Linked DNA regions of Mus musculus: region 1 is linked to region 2. The links are chromatin loops, found by intact Hi-C in ENCODE. Cell type or tissue: gastrocnemius. All regions are shown on one strand. Each heading gives the region's core, and the rest is flanking DNA. Links, peaks and the distances in the headings are about the cores only.

What was found. Peaks named below come from ENCODE experiments on the same cell type or tissue, not always from the same donor. Only the 100,000 strongest peaks of a DNase experiment are listed, where the experiment ranks them.
Region 1: it touches region 2 in a loop (33-fold over the local background); 4 of 42 quality-filtered maps call a loop at or near these places.

What each region holds. Positions count from the first base shown.
Region 1 is chrX:136,662,373-136,670,709 of GRCm38, reverse strand. It overlaps Tceal3 (transcription elongation factor A (SII)-like 3), which reads right to left and starts at 4,335. Exons shown (of 3, transcript NM_001029978.3): 1 at 4,155-4,335; 2 at 3,520-3,586; 3 at 2,332-3,199. The coding sequence starts at 3,173. The coding sequence ends at 2,571. In gastrocnemius, for the core only: no CTCF peak of the experiment used is centred there; DNase peaks (open chromatin) are centred at 2,634, 3,820 and 4,265; H3K4me3 peaks cover 1,053 bases.
Region 2 is chrX:135,206,148-135,214,484 of GRCm38, reverse strand. It overlaps Tceal6 (transcription elongation factor A (SII)-like 6), which reads left to right and starts at 3,798. Exons shown (of 3, transcript NM_025355.4): 1 at 3,798-3,960; 2 at 4,528-4,594; 3 at 4,915-5,799. The coding sequence starts at 4,941. The coding sequence ends at 5,543. In gastrocnemius, for the core only: no CTCF peak of the experiment used is centred there; DNase peaks (open chromatin) are centred at 3,836, 4,183 and 4,755; H3K4me3 peaks cover 568 bases.

The sequences.
Region 1 (8,337 bases), core at 113-8,112, 1.5 Mb before region 2:
GTAATATTATACGGTAAAAAAGAAATGAAAGACAATACTTGCTAATAGCACAAACAAACCTTTAAAATATAACGCATAAAAGAAGCTAGTTACAAAAACCCCACATGCTTCATGATTCCATTGATAATATTCAAGTCCATAGAGACAAAGGGTAGACTAGTGGTTGCCATTAACTGGGGGTGAGGGCTATAAGGGGTGGAGAATAGGGCTGCATAGTGTGTGTGAATGTATAGTTTCTTTTGGGGGGTGCTGATGATATTCTAAAATAAGATGTTGGGGGAAAATTTGGTGAATGTGCTACATGCTTGTGAATTGTATACTTCTTTTGTAGTGTGTGGGTTCTGTAGAGCTACATCTTCGTTCTTAACTGAATACTTTTAGTAGGTAGGCTTTAAGGAAAATGGTAATACTTGCATTTTTAGATGTGTAACTTATTATTTCCATTTAAGATTAAAATATTGCTTCTCTATGGTGGGAGAGTTGCACTGTGTCAATGCAAAACAACAACTCTCATCTTAAAGGGAATATGTTCTAGTTTATTCTGGAGCCATTATGAAGGATCTTGACTTGGGAATTTAGATTTCAGTTACCAGAAATTCCACGTTCCCGTGTGAAAGCAGTGTTGTGAAGTTTTGTAGACTATCAGAACAAAGAAAGTCACAAATCAAGGCACATTTAAAATAAACTGCATCAGGGAGGCGGTTATAGCATGATTGGGAGGCATTTCTAGCTGCCCAAGATGCTGTCTGATGACAGTCTTAATTTCTGGGTTGTTAGAAGTTAATATATTTCAAAATACTTTTTTATTTATCAGTCACAGGATGTTATTTCTGACAAGGAATGGCTGCTGAGGCCTAGAGGTGGCTAAAGCTACCCCAAGATAAGGTAATTAGTCTCTGGACCTGCAACATTCCAACTTCTCTACATCACTGCAGATCTAGTCAGAAGACACAGCTTCTTTAAGGAGGTCTCATCTTAACTGGGACCAGTCTTACCTTTGGAAATGGTACTATATTAAGGGGTCATCATTATCCTCAGTGTCTGGCATAATTTAAACTCAGCTATGACAATAGTCTTCTGGCCAGGTTTGCAAAGGAAATCAATATTGTTGATGAGAGAGCCCGGTAGTGGCATGTCTTCTCTGAGCTGTTGCCTTAGTACAGAGGGGCTGAGCCTGGTGCCACTCACTCTGTCTCTCCAGAGTAGCTTTAACTGACAAATAATGCTTTCTCCTTAAGTTTGGGAAAAGTTGCTTAGCAGAAGGCTTTCTCCTGAAATCTAAACTCTAAAACTTTTCTAAGCTTGGAGACACAAGTCCTTACTTGAAAAAGTAATATAATCTTTTAAAAATTACAGTACAAGGCTGGCTCATCTATTTGTGAGCTGAGCACAAAAACCCTTTAATATTTATCATAATTTTTGGTAGCATTTAACCAAAAAGATACAAGGCATTATATGCTATTCTACAAAGGGAAAGATGTTACTAAAGGTTAAGTATCCTTTTTCAGAAATGTTTGGGCCCAGAAAGGCTTTTGGCTGCAGAGGGTTTTGTTTGTTTGCCTTGTGTTTGGAACACTTGCCTAGGCTTTACCTCTTGAACATCACACTCTGAAATCCACGATGCCTAAAAAGATACAGCAGAAGGTTTTATGCATAATCCTCTAGAGGCCAAACAGGAGCCAGACAGAGCCTTCATCTCAGCTGCCTGCAGTTGTTCCCGGGAAACAGGTGGCAACTATTCTCAGCCATCTCCTCAGTTGACAAGGTTCAGGGTCTGGCCCCTCCACATGCCCATACTTAGCATGACATATAATCTATTGTGCAGTCCTGGGAGCCAAATATTATCCCCATTTTATATATGACAAGATTGACCTTTTACAGCACAAGATGCATTATAAATGCCAAGTTTATACCTTTAGCACTGGGTTCCAGAAGTAATGTGAATTTTGCTGATTTTACATTCAAACAAAAAGGAGTTTTAAATGTCTTCCTTGCCATCCTAAACTTCTTTAATAGTTCACCAGGTTGTCATATGATTTTCTGTTTTTAAAATTATTATTATGACAATCATAATCTAAATACATTAATATATAAAGGAGCAAGAAGGCATTAGAGGACCCAGGAGAAGAGGCCACAGTTTGAACTGATCTGGTTATAACCAGTAGGGAAATGGCAGGAAATCTCCAACCACCTGATGATTGCATCTGTACATTGTCCTTGTAGTGCTAAGCATTGTTAGAGCTTTGATGTATGCTTCCATAGTTTTCTTTGTGCTGAGATGCATTCTGCACACATATTTACATTTTATAGAAACAGGCCAATACCATAGAGATGTAGTTCTGCAAACTTTTTATTGTTATTTTACAATGTACATGCACATGGGTGAAAATCCTGTACTAAAAGACAGAGAGCACTGGAGTTGGGTCAGAAGGCTGCTGGTAAGGACAGTGACACCTGAAGCAGAGTCTTGGCTGAAGGTTAAAGCACAGGCCTGGCAAGTATCTACCAGGGAAAGCGGGGCCAGCAGTGTTCTTTCTCCTCAGAGAGGTCAGAATTGAAGGCCAAAGGCATTAAAGGTATGGGATGTCATGTAGGCCCCTCTGGCTCCTGCCTCCGCCGCCCCTCACCCCCCTGACTCCCCGAGGGCCCCTGGGGACTAAAGCATCCTGTGCATCTCTTGGCACCCAGTGAAAACCACCCATTTTCTGCCTCTTCCTCAGCTCTTCCTGAGCCCTAGTCATATCTGCGCACTCTCTCATCATCTCCTCACTGCTTACATGCCTGTCCTGTAAGTCCTCCTGGGAGTTCTTGGGAGAATCATCTGTCCCCCTATCTGTTTTTCGTTTTGCTTTCCGGGGCACATAATCTTCAGCAGGGCGCTTTTCTGCAGCCCGCGCCTCGCTGGCTGACTTTGCCTGGGAATCGGGCTTGCTCTCCCCTTGGCGCTTGCCCTCCCCGTCAGACTTTCCCTGCTTCTCGGGCTTCCCCTCATCTTGCCCTTGCTCATCTGGCTTTGCCTCCTCCTCTGGCTTGCCCTGGCGTGGTGCTGGCTTTGCTTTCTTGTCTGGCTTCTCGTCCTCGTCTGACTTTTCTTCATCTTCAGGCTCTACTTCATCTTCTGGCTTTCCCTCCTTTTCCAGCTTGCCTTCGTTTTCACCGCGAACTTCTTCCATGTCAAGATTTCCCTCCTTTTCCTGTCCTGGGGGTAGAAGTGGGGAAACAGGAGGCAAAGAAGAGATGTGAGAGACTGAGACACCTGACAGAATACAGGCTCATTAACATCTGCCTTTGCATTTGGTGCTTTCGAGGGGTCCCTCCCTGGTGGTTGTCCCAGTCCTCCAAGTATGTTGTAGGCTCGCACCCCTCCTCCACCCGGAGACTGACATGCCATGCCAGGTATTACCACCTTCTTGGTGCTCCTTCAGGGTGGCAAGCTCTGCGTGTGTTACGTGGGAGAGCTTGGGAGGGGGCAGGCAGTGGGATCCCAAATGCTGCCCCATTTTGTCCTTATTCACTGACCTGCAGGGATCCTGGGCAGGTCGACCCTCTTTTGCAGATGTCACAATGCGCTGGGAACAGCAGAGACCTACAGACAGGACACAGGGGCAGTGTCTGTGTGGTCAGTGGATGCACAGAGACTGTGTACCTGTCTGGCAGACCACATTCATCACTCAGTCTTTTCCTCCGTTACCCCGTTACCCTGCCACCCCCGCATACCCCAGCCGCCATTTCTTTTCAGGCCTTGGGCACCAAATCCGGATGCTTTCCAAACTCCGTTTTACTCTGCGCTCATCACTCGGACTCTGGAGGCAGCCTGCCCCACCCCCACTCCCGTTTGGTCCGGGTCAGTTTGTCTTCAGAGCTTGGAGTGTGCGTTTACTTCAGAACGCATCTGTCTACGTCTCACCGTCGCACTGCGGGCCCCCCTCAACCCCCCCCCCCGCCTGCTCTAAAACAGGATTAGGAATGGGATAAGGAAAGAGAGCCCTCTGCGGGGGTCCTCCTTCCCCCTCTTCTTGCCCGGTCTGCTGTGCCCCCTCCTTACCAATCTCCTGGATCTCTCCCCGCTCCCCTCCCGCTGCTGCTGGTTCTAGCTGCCACCTCCCCACCACCCTGCCCTGCTCTGCGGGCAGAGCCATCATTTCAGTACTAACCTAAGGATACCCAGGACAGGCCTTTGCCTTCTCCGGCTTGCAGAAGCCCACTCACAGCTCGTCCTGCTGCTTAGGGCAGCTCAGGGAGCTGGTTCTGCGCGGGTGCCAAGACCAGACCGTAGGGCGGGCAAGCGGACGTGGGGGCTGGTGCCCACGTCTGCGCCTGGCCGGTCACGTGAACACCGCGTCACCCGAGCTCGCCCCCCCCCCCCCACTTGCCTGACCCATCTCACTCTCCACCTCCCTGGGGGACTAAGATGAGCACTGTAGGAGATGTGTGTCACAAAGTCATGAGATGCCCGAGAAGAAGACTGGGAGGCTACAGGATGTTTTACCTGGTGCATCTTTGACACACATACATCTCTCTCATATCTGCAGGCTACAGGTGGGACAGACGATCAAAAATGGAGTTTGGCTTTGTCAATGGTGTTCAGCTCTTGAGCCACAATAACCTGCTTTCAAGCTAAGTCTGGGCACAGTAGCACACACCTGTAATCCCAGCGCTCAGAAAGTTGAAATAAGAGTTCAAGGTAAGCTTTGGCTATAGTGAGTTCAAGGGCGGTACAGCTACCATCAAACTCTAAAGCATCCACCCAGCCTTGTAGCTGGTGGAGGTGCCTGCTGGGAAGCTGAGCTGCTGCTATTGAATGTTCTCTAGGGTTCTGTTCAAGGCTTCTTTTGGTTCTCAGGCTCTCAATTTCTGTGTGATCTCATTCATTTGCCTCAAAATACTGATGATTCCCAAATGTGCATTTCCAGGCTAAATTTTTTATTAGGTATTTTCTTCATTTACATTTCCAGTGCTATCCCAAAAGTCCCCCATAACCTCTCCCCCACTCCCCTACCCACCAACTCCCACTTCTTGGCCCTGGCGTTCCACTGTACTGAGGCATATAAAGTTTGAATAAACAACAGACCCAGTTTTGCTTTCCTTTCAGTCATAATAGGAGAGTGTTCTCCTATACCCCTTGAAATATATTCTAAGATTTTTTTTTATAATTTCAGTGACATAATAGTTGCTTGATGAAACTTTATGTTCCAGTCCATCTATTTCCAGCATATACTTACTGTATAAGTTCTCTATATATTAGTCAGTCATTTGCAATCTCAGTTAAGCAATCATTGATTTACTTAACAGTGGTCCCAAAGTATAACGTTTGTAATGCATGCAATTCTCTTACATTAAATAAAAGCCACAACATGCTTATTTGCAAGAAAAGCAGAGAGTTCATAACATAATAACTAAAGGGGAAAAAAATCTAAGATCATTTGGGAATGGGGATGTACCTAGTATGTGCAAGATTTTGAGTTCCATTTTCAACACCAATTTTTTTAAAAAAAGAATTCCTCTTTTATTCATGAAATTATGAGGAAATAAAGTAAAATTCATGATAGTTTTAGTGTTGCATCTTAGACAAACAAACCCAATGACCACAGATCCTGGCAAGGTGCTTAGTAAAATATAGGAGCTTAGTAAAATACAGGAAAAAAAAACCCATTGTATTATAGTGCTTGAAACTACCCAGTTTCAGACACCTGTTGTAGGTGTTGAATCTGATCCTCTATGTATAGGTGGAAGTCAATGTGTTGTGGGAAATTCACCAGAAAAGACTGCATAGACATGGATTTAAGCCATGGCTAGTTAATAAAGACTACACTGATTGTTTGGATTGCAGTGTAGCCCCAAACCTTTCTCAAGGTTAGCCTTTAAGCACACACACACACACACACACACACACACACACACACACACACACACATCCTGGGTTGATTCACCTCAGTAAACAAGAATGGTTAGTGATAAGTAGAACTACAGAAGCCAAAAATCAAGATCACTACATGTAGAGACTTTTCCCTGACAATAGACTTTGATGGATTAAGCCTTTGTTATAGCTTTGGCAGATGGTGCTGTCTATGTACTAAGTTTTGCGTTTTGAGGCCTGAATGATACTTCCATCATGAAGTCAGTTGTGCTAAGGTCTCAGGGCCTACTAAAGTCTGGAGCCTTGTTACAAACATAATGGACTTTCAGAGAACCAAAGGCAAAGAGAAAAAAATTAAAGTAGCCAGAACTAAAGATTATGATTTCAAAGAAAGTAGTTTGATTGTTTTGATTTGGCTTCTCAACAGTAAAAATGGAAGTATGAAGACAATGGAATATTATTCATGTCTTGAATGAAAATTAAAACTTAGAAATTGGAAGCCAGCAAAAAAAATAGACTTCAAAACAAAGGTGGCATAAAAATAAAACAAAACTGAAAGGTATACAGGCAGCAGGTATGAAATAATAGAAAACATTTTTCAGATTAAAAATATCTTAGATGGAAAAGTAGGGATGAAAGTGTGAACAAAACTTAAAAGGGTAAATATTCTACAGGCTTTAAAACAATAGTTTTGCCTTGACAGACTCCAGGATCATCTGAGAGACGCGAATCTGGTCATCCCTGTGAAGGTTTTGTTTGATTGGGTTAACTGAGATGAAAAGACCTGCCCACTGTGTGTGTATGGCTTAGTTTTTGGGCTGGGTCTTAGGCTAAGTACAGAGAGCTTGTCAGCATGCACACATTCATTCACTCTTCTCCCCATTTAAGGATAAAGTATGACCAACTCCCTTAATTTTCTGGAGCTGTGACACTATGACTTCCCTGCTGTGATAGACTGCAGCCTGAAATTATGAGCCAAAAGAAGACCCTTCTCCCTTAAGTTGCTTTTGTCGGTTTATTTCATCAAAGCAACAGGAAAAGAAACTAAGACAATTCTATAAAGTAGTGACACTATTGTCTTTTTGAGGGGGCTACTAAAAGCATGGAAAACACTTGCAATATCTCAGGAATATGTTAAAGTATAAATTGATACCAGATTTCAGTAGGTTAAGATTATATATGCTAATTGCTGGATGAAGATTTCATGTTAGTAGATGGTGAAAACAAACATACTAACGATAGGAAGACTAGCAGAGATTATATAACCCAGAAAGGAACTTGATACAATGGTTAATTTAATCTTATTAAGATTAGTGATCACATTATAGCAAAGTATCTATATGAAGTCATTAAATGACAATGATTTTAGAGTGAAAACACTCCACCTATATGCAGCTTATAAAATACAAGCTTTAGGTGTTGAGTGATAGACTGTGTGCTTAGCTAGATGAGGCCTACATTCAAGCTACAGTGTGAATATTTTCTCTCTTATAAAACCAAAATGAAAGTAAAGATAAGTGAAGATCAGGGGCTAGAGAGGTGGCTCAGCAGTTAGAGTGGCTGCTCTTCTAGAAGTCTCCAATTGAATTCCCAGAACCCTCATGGTAGCTTCCAATCATCTATTACTCCAGTCCCAGAAGATCCAACTCTCTGGCTTTTGTTGGTAATGAACACATGTGATGCACAGACATCCATGAAGGTAAAACACCATGCACATAAAACAAATTTAAATTAAAAATAAGAGAAAATCCAGGTATTATTGTGCACACCTTTAATATCAGCACTCTAGGCAGAAGCAGACAGATCTCTGTGAGTTGGAGGGTATGCTAATCTACTTAGTGAGTTCCAGGACAGTCAGGGCTATGGAGAGACCATGTCTCAAAAAAAAAAAAAAAGGAATATTGAAAGTAAATGGGAGGTAAAACAATAACAAATACTGACCAAAACAAAAGCTTTTATAGTCATATTAACATATTACTTTAAAGCAGAGATAAGAGGTGTTATATTTTAATTTTATGTATTTATTAATACTATCTCAAACTTTTAAAAATTGCCAGTCCTACAAGGATGCATGCATTTTTACTTTCAGTGTTAACTGAAAAAAGGTAAAAAGAACATAGAAAAGTAGAATAAAGTAAACAATCTGTCAATTTTGCTTAGGGAGATATACAAAAGAGTAGAAGCACTGTACAATCTTTTCAAATGAATGCAGAACAGTTTTGAAGAGTGGCTAAATTCTTGATCATAAAGTACAATTTGAGGTTTCAAACTGACTATAATGTAGAATATTTCCCGTTGTGCAAGCAAACACAAATTTAATAGTAAAATACCTATAGAAGCATTTCAAATTTAAGTAATAAACTTGCAATCTAATAAAAATTAGATTCTTAGTACTTTTCTGTTGCTGTGATTAAAAATCATGGCCAAAGCAACTTATATATAAAAAGCCTTTCATTGTGCTTACAGTTTCAGAGAGTTAG
Region 2 (8,337 bases), core at 153-8,152:
GAATTGAAGACCCAGAAATGAACCCACACACCTATGGTCACTTAATCTTTGACAAGGGAGCTAAAACATCCAGTGGAAAAAAAGACAGCATTTTCAACAAATTGTGCTGGCACAACTGGCGATTATCATGTAGAAGAATGTGAATTGATCCATTCCTCTCTCCTTGTACTAAGGTCAAATCTAAGTGCATCAAGGAACTCCACATAAAACCAGAGACAGTCAAACTTATAGAGGAGAAAGTGGGGAAAAGCCTCGAAGACATGGGCACAGGGAAAAAATTCCTGAACAGAATAGCAATGGCTTGTGCTGTAAGATCAAGAATCAACAAATGGGACCTCATAAAATTGCAAAGCTTCTGTAAGGCAGAAGACACCGTCAATAAGATAAAAAGTCCACCAACAGATTGGGAAAGGATCTTTACCTATCCTAAATCAGATAGGGGACTAATATCCAATATATATATAGAACTTAAAAAGGTGGACTACAAAAAATCAAATAACCCCATTAAAAAATGGGGTGCAGAGCTTAACAAAGAAATCTCACCTGAGGAACACAGAATGGCTGAGAGGCACCTGAAAAAATGTCCAGCATCCTTAATCATCAGGGAAATGCAAATCAAAACAATCCTGAGATTCCACCTCATACCAGTCAGAATGGCTAAGATCAAAAATTCAGGTGACAGCAGATGCTGGCAAGGATGTGGAAAAAAAGGAACACTCCTCCATTGTTGGTGGGATTGCAAGCTTGTACAACCACTCTGGAAATCAGTCTGACGGTTACTCAGAAAATTGGACATAGTACTACTGGAGGATCCTGCAATACCTCTCCTAGGCATATATCCAGATGTTCCAACCGGTAAGAATGACACATGCTCCACTATGTTCATAGCAGCCTTATTTATAATAGCCAGAAGCTGGAAAGAACCCAGATGTCCCTCAACAGAGGAATGGATACAGAAAATATGGTACATTTACACAATGGAGTACTACTCAGCTATTAAAAAGAATGAATTTATGAAATTCCTAGGCAAATGGATTGAGCTGGAGGGCATCATCCTGAGTGAGGTATCCCAATCACATAAGAACTCACATGATATGTACTCACTGATAAGTGGATATTAGCCCAGATACTTAGAATACCCAAGATACAAGATACAATTTGTGAAACTCATGAAACTCAAGAAGAATGAAGACCAAAGTGTGGACACTTTGCTCCTTCTTAGAATTGGGAACAAAACACCCATGGAAGGAGTTATAGAGACAAAGTTTGGAGCTGAAACGAAAGGACGGATCATCTAGAGACTGCCATATTTGAGGATCCATCCCATAAGCAGCCTCCAAAAGCTCATACCTTTCCATACACTAGCAATATTTTGCTGAAAGGACCCTGATATAACTGTCTCTTGTGAGACTATGCCTGCCGGGGCCTAGCAAACACAGAAGTGGATGCTCACAGTCAGCTATTGGATGGATCACAGGGCCCCCAATGGAGGAGCTAGAGAAAATACCCAAGGAGCTAAAGGGATCTGCAACCCTATAGGTGGAACAACAATATGAACTAACCAGTAACCTCCCCCCCCCCCCCCCGAGCTCATGTCTCTAGCTGCATATGTATCAGAAAATGCCCTAGTCGGCCATCAGTGGAAAGAGAGACCCATTGGTCATGCAAACTTTATAGTCCTCAGTATAGGGGGATGCCAGGCCCAAGAATTGGGAGTGGGTGGCTAGGGGAGTGGGGTGGGATGGTATGGGGGACCTTTGGTATAGCACTGCAAATGTAAATGAAGAAAATACCTAATTAAAAAATTAATAAAATGAATCATTAGTGGGTATTAGGGAGGAGTTGGGAGGGAGAGAGGGATATATAAGTCATGTAAATACAGTATGTTAACGTATGAAATTTTCAAAAAAGTATGGTGAGTGGGGCAACTCAGGTCCAAACCAAAAAAACCCTGCAGGCTATCTGTGCTGTTTTTCACATGTAGACCCTAGTCTCAATCTTTGTTCAACATGAGTACCTGTGAAAAATAGAAAGGAATCAGTGTGGGAGGGGTGCTGCCTTAAAGAGGGAGGATATTCAACTATAGATAAAATGTAAGTGAAGAGGAGGCTGCTTGGAGGTGTAAATGTTCAAATAAAAGGGGGAGTCGATGGTGGTGAAGATGAGGAAATGGATGAGGGCTGAATAAAATGGAGGGGTATGAAAAATAGGAAAAGATGAGATTGGGTATGTACATTGTAGTTAGGCAGGCTGCTGGGGGGGGGGGGTTACCAAGAGATTTATTCAGCTGTGAACCCTGCCATCAATAATAAACTCTAGCCCACCAACATGTGTCCAGTGGAGCAATGGTGGAATGAAGGTTGTAGGGGTTAACCAACAACCTTCTAATTAGATTTAAGGCCAACTCCACACGAAGAAATTTATACCTTGTACCCTACAATCTGGGCAAGACCCTAGGCCACGAGAGAAAACCTACTGCTAATGCCAATATTTTGCTAAATGAGCCTAGTATCAAACTACCTTCTAAATACTCATTTTAGTGGGATTGCTTCCAGCTTCTCACCATTTACTTTGATGTTGGCTACTGGTTTGCTGTAGATTGCTTTTATCATGTTTAGGTATGGGCCTCAAATTCCTTTATAAACATAGATTAGAGCAGGTCTTATGCCTCATCAGAGAAACTCCTTTGTGCCATGGGCAGAAGCTAATACAGAGACTTTCAAAGTACAGAGAGTAACTGAGTTGCTCATCAGGAAGTGAATTATCTGTATCATACCCCTTGCCCCCCAAGGTTCAGGAGCAATCACAGAAGTCAGAGAAGAAAGATTATAAAAACAAGAGGACAATGACAACTGGTGCTAATCCCAAGGCTCAGGAAGCAGTAGCAGGTGAGTTTCTAAGTTCAAGACCAATCTGGTTCATATTTTGAGTTCTAGGTCAACCAGGACTACATAGTGAGACCTTTAAAAAGAGAAAGAATGAGAAATGCGAGAAAGGAAAGAACATGCAGAATTCAATCATAGAACTCAGAAGTTTATGGTTATGAAGACACATGTGAGATATACATTTTAAAATATTTTAATGCTTTTTTATTAATTGCATGTCATTCTTACTTAATGGAAACGGACTAAATATTGGAGGGTTCGTTTTTGGTGTGGAGCTGGATCAGACGAGATAGAATTGAGCTAATGAAAACAGTATATGGACTGAACAAAGTTCTAAAGAGCCAATGAAGCAGTAGTATCTAGTATCCAGTCGCTGAGGCAGGCTTGAGGTGGAAGAGGGACTACAGTGGAAATGCACTCTGTCAAACAATTGATATTTAAAGGTAAGTGAATAAGAAAGATATCATCCAGGGAGTGGGAACACCACACTGCTAACTAAGGAGTTAGAAGGCTAAGGACAGAAGCCTGAGAACAGCAGCCCTCTCAGTGGACGCTCCCTTCATGGAGGGTACCACCCTTAGGCTCTGTACTTAGGTAGATCTCTTGCATTCAGGATTCAGGAGCTGATCATTCTTGGAAATGCCTCTTCCCCCCGCACCCCCCCCCCCCCGCCCAATTAGGCTGTCATAACTGGTGAGGATGCGCATCTCACTGGGGTTCTTAGAGAAGACAGTGGGTTAACCTCTTGGAGTCAGGAAGCCTTCCCCTCCTTCTTTCTTTGGCCACTCCTCCCCTTTCTCCACACCCCCCCTAACTGTGCATTGCTACCCAGATCCTCCAGGGATGGGAGGTGGGGAGACAATTGGGGAGATGGATTTAGCTAGGGTGACGCTTTGCTCACGTGACTGGCTTGGTGCCCACGTGGGCACCAGCCCCCGCGCCAGCTAGTCCTGCTGCTGCTGCTGCTGCGGATACCTGTGCCCAACACCCGCATTTGCGCAGCACCGTTTCCTTGAGCTGTCCTGGTTACTGTGAGCCCAGAGAAGGTGCACAGGCCTGTCCTGGGTCTCCTCAGGTCAGTACTTAAATGCTGGCTCTGCCAGAAGGGAAGAGCAGGGGGGTGGGGAGGTGGCAGCTGGAACCAGCATCAGTGGGAGGGGAGGGGGAAGGGATCCGGGAGATTGGTAAGGAGGGGGCATAGCAGACCGGGCAAGAAGAGGGAGGAAGGAGAAACCCCACAGGGGGTTCTCCTTCCTTCATCCCACTCCTAATCCGTTTTAGAGCAGGCGGGGGTGAGGGGGAACCCCCCGCAGTGCGACGGTGAGACGTAGACAGATGCGTTCTGAAGTAAACGCACACTCCAGGCTCTGAAGACAAACTGACCCGGACCAAACGGGAGTGGGGGTGGGGCAAGGCTGCCTCCAGATTCCAAGTGGGGAGCGCAGAGTAAAACAGAGTTTGGAGAGCATCCCAATTTGGTGCCCAAGGCCTGAAAAGAAATGGCGGCTGGGGTATGCGGGGGTGGCGGGGTAACGGGGTAACGGAGGAAAAGATTGAGTGATGAATATGGGCTGCCAGACAGGTACACAATCTCTGTGCATCCACTGACCACACAGACACTGCCCCTGTGTCCTGTCTGTAGGTCTCTGCTGTTCCCAGTGCATTGTGACATCTGCAAAAGAGGGTCGACCTGCCCAGGATCCCTGCAGGTCAGTGAATAAGGACAAAATGGGGCAGCATTTGGGATCCCACTGCCTGCCCCCTCCCAAGCTCTCCCACGTAACACACGCAGAGCTTGCCACCCTGAAGGAGCACCAAGAAAGTGATAAGACCTGGGATGGCATGTCGGTCTCTGGGTGGAGGAGGGGTGCAAGCCTACAACATACTTGGAGGACTGGGACATCCACCAGGGAGGGACCCCTCGAAAGCACCAAATGCAAAGGCAGATGTTAATGAGCCTGTATTCTGTCAGGTGTCTCAGTCTCTCACATCTCTTCTTTGCCTCCTGTTTCCCCACTTCTACCCCCAGGACAGGAAAAGGAGGGAAATCTTGACATGGAAGAAGTCCGCGGTGAAAACGAAGGCAAGCTGGAAAAGGAGGGAAAGCCAGAAGATGAAGTAGAGCCTGAAGATGAAGAAAAGTCAGATGAGGAAGAGAAGCCAGACAAGAAAGCAAAGCCAGCACCACGCCAGGGCAAGCCAGAGGAGGAGGCAAAGCCAGATGAGCAGGGGCAAGATGAGGGGAAGCCCGAGAAGCAGGGAAAGTCTGACGGGGAGGGCAAGCGCCAAGGGGAGAGCAAGCCCGATTCCCAGGCAAAGTCAGCCAGCGAGGCGCGGGCTGCAGAAAAGCGCCCTGCTGAAGATTATGTGCCCCGGAAAGCAAAACGAAAAACAGATAGGGGGACAGATGATTCTCCCAAGAACTCCCAGGAGGACTTACAGGACAGGCATGTAAGCAGCGAGGAGATGATGAGAGAGTGCACAGATATGACTAGGGCTCGGGAAGAGTTAAGGAAGAGGCAGAAAATGGGTGGTTTTCACTGGGTGCCAAGAGATGCACAGGATGCTTTAGTCCCCAGGGGCCAGCGGGGAGTCAGGGGGGTGAGGGGCGGCGGAGGCAGGAGCCAGAGGGGCCTACATGACATCCCATACCTTTAATGCCTTTGGCCATCAATTCTGACCTCTCTGAGGAGAAAGAACACTGCTGGCCCTGCTTTTCCTGGTAGATACTTGCCAGGCCTGTGCTTTAACCTTCAGCCAAGACTCTGCTTCAGGTGTCACTGTCCTTACCAGCAGCCTTCTGACCCAACTCCAGTGCTCTCTGTCTTTTAGTACAGGATTTTCACCCATGTGCATGAAAAATATGTTCATGGTACATTGTAAAAATGAATAAACAAAAATTTGCAGAACCTCAGATAAAGTGTCAGTTTGCTTTTGTAAGAATGTAAATATGCTTGCATACTGCATCTGTGCACAAAGAGAAATATGAAACTGTGTACACTGATCAGCTAGCAATGACTATCCCTTCAACATGGACCTAAAAAGGTCTTACATGCACTCAAATACTTGCATCACTGCATGACACTTGGGGACACCCACACCGTTCCTGTACTGTGTGTGCCCATCCTGGGTCTTTTCACACAGCACTGCTCTCTTTACTCCTGTGCCCCCCATTCTAGGGCTTCTGAATATGTGTCCCTCTTTTGGTTTCCTGTGACCTTCCTTACTTCCTTCTTTTCCTGACTTGGTCTGTTTTCCTAAAGAATATGGCCTATATATGCTATATGCCAAATACGTTGAAACCTAAACTGTGACAAGACCATAAAGCAATTGAAATTTGAATTGTTTGAATGAGCTTACAACGGCGGTGACATTTAAAATGCCTGTTGTTAGGACATAAAATTGATAAAGTTCACATTGCCTCTGGTCCTCATAGCTAAAAGAATCAACTTGCCACTTTAAAAGATCCCTTGTTAGCCGGGCATGGTGACGCATGCCTTTAATCCCAGCACTTGGGAGGCAGAGGCAGGCAGATTTCTGAGTTCAAGGACAGCCTGGTCTACAAAGTGAGTTCCAGGACAGCCAGGGCTATACAAAGAAACCCTGTCTTGGAAAAAAAAAATCCCTTGCTGTAAAAATCAGTCTTGTCATCTTGAAATGGGCACATTTTTCTCATAATACTTCCTGTGCATTAGCAGGAACATTGATGGAATCTGACACTGGGAAAAAGGCCAGCTATGTCTCATATGTGCTCAAGCACAAAGGTAAGTACTAACTATCTTGTGATGTCTGTTGGGCTTTGTAACCTTTCTCCTGGGCCCAGTACTATGTGGTTATAGAGGCATTAGTGACTATTCACTTCCCTTGAGTCACTGGTGAGCCAGTACCCACCTATCCTTTATATGGATACATAAGGGAATAAAGCCTTATTCTCCCTTTGGGGTGCTCTCATTAGTTACTTATGGATAGTCCTTGGTTTTCTTGGACTTTCATATATGCCTTTTTAATTCTTTCATATAAGAAAATGGCCATCTGTGTATGTTTCATTGATTTATTTTATTTACTTAGCAATTATCATCACTAAAATTACATATATAAGGCTACACCATGATAAATATCTACAACAGTTGTTATGTTGTCTTTGTGTTTTAACATATTACATGTAGATTTTCTTTCCTAGTTTGAGAACCTTACCTTATCAGCTCAGCAGATCTATGAACATATTTGTGTTTTAAATCCTTAGTAGTGAGCACAGAGTCCATGAACCAGATGCATCAACATCACCTGAAAGCTAACAGAACAAGAATCTCAAAATCTGAAAATCTCAGGCTCTATCTCAGTTCTACTGAGTTAGAACATTTTTTGCCATGAATGTTCATTAATTTAATTCTCTCATTAATACAAATTATTTTAACAAGATACCAATGGGAGTTCCTTGACACTATGAAGTTTGAGAAAAATCTGCTTAGGGGAGGTTCATGAGTTTCTCCATTGCTACTTTTACAAGGAACATAAATCTGAAAGTATAAATATATATACTAGGTAAAATATACACCAAGGATAATTATCCTTCCCTAATGCAAATTAGATCTTAAAATCAATGGTTTGAGACCTACAAAGCTTTTAAATTATATAGACTAAAATAATGAAATAGGAAATACCTGATTTCATTGCAAGTAAGGTGAGTACCATTTTATGAGATTTATGTTTGAATTATTAATGTATATGTATATATGCACTAAGAATTATGATGAATTTTAAACTTTAGGTTGTGAATAGAAACTATGGAGAAACTGCATCAAACCCCTTGTATCCTAAAGTGAACCATATTCATTTCATACTCATAATTTTAGGATCAAACACAAATACCTGACATGTATTAGATACTTTGCATAATGTGAATAATGTCTATGTCAAAAACCACCAATTATTATCCAAGTTTAGCCTCTGATTTTGTAACTAAACTTGAACAAATAAATAAATTGTCCTCTGTGCTCTGCTCATGGCCTCAAAACTACTGGGGAGTCATGAGCTTTGCAGGCTCAACAGGGAATACTATAGTGTTCGGTCAAAGATGTCATTATTAGAGAACATCCATTTATTCACACAAAGGAGAGTTCCTAGGCTTAGTGAGTAGAACTTTTCAACCCCAAGAAGACAAGTGAAACAAACAACTTAAAAAAAAAGTGCTATCCAGTGACCCAGGGGCAGTTTCTATATATGCTGCAGGAACACAGATTCAAAAAGGAACAAAAGCATTACTGGCAGTCTGGGGGATGGAGGTGCTGTGATGGAAAGTAGAATTCAAGCACATATGTAGAGGTGATCTTGCTCCATTTAGCTTAAGGGAATTCACTTGGAGTTTAGTGACTACAATGCAATATTGGTTCTGTGTCTGGACCCCATTCCGGCACCCAGAGCAAGAAAAGATCTGCGTTTAGTTCAGACCTCG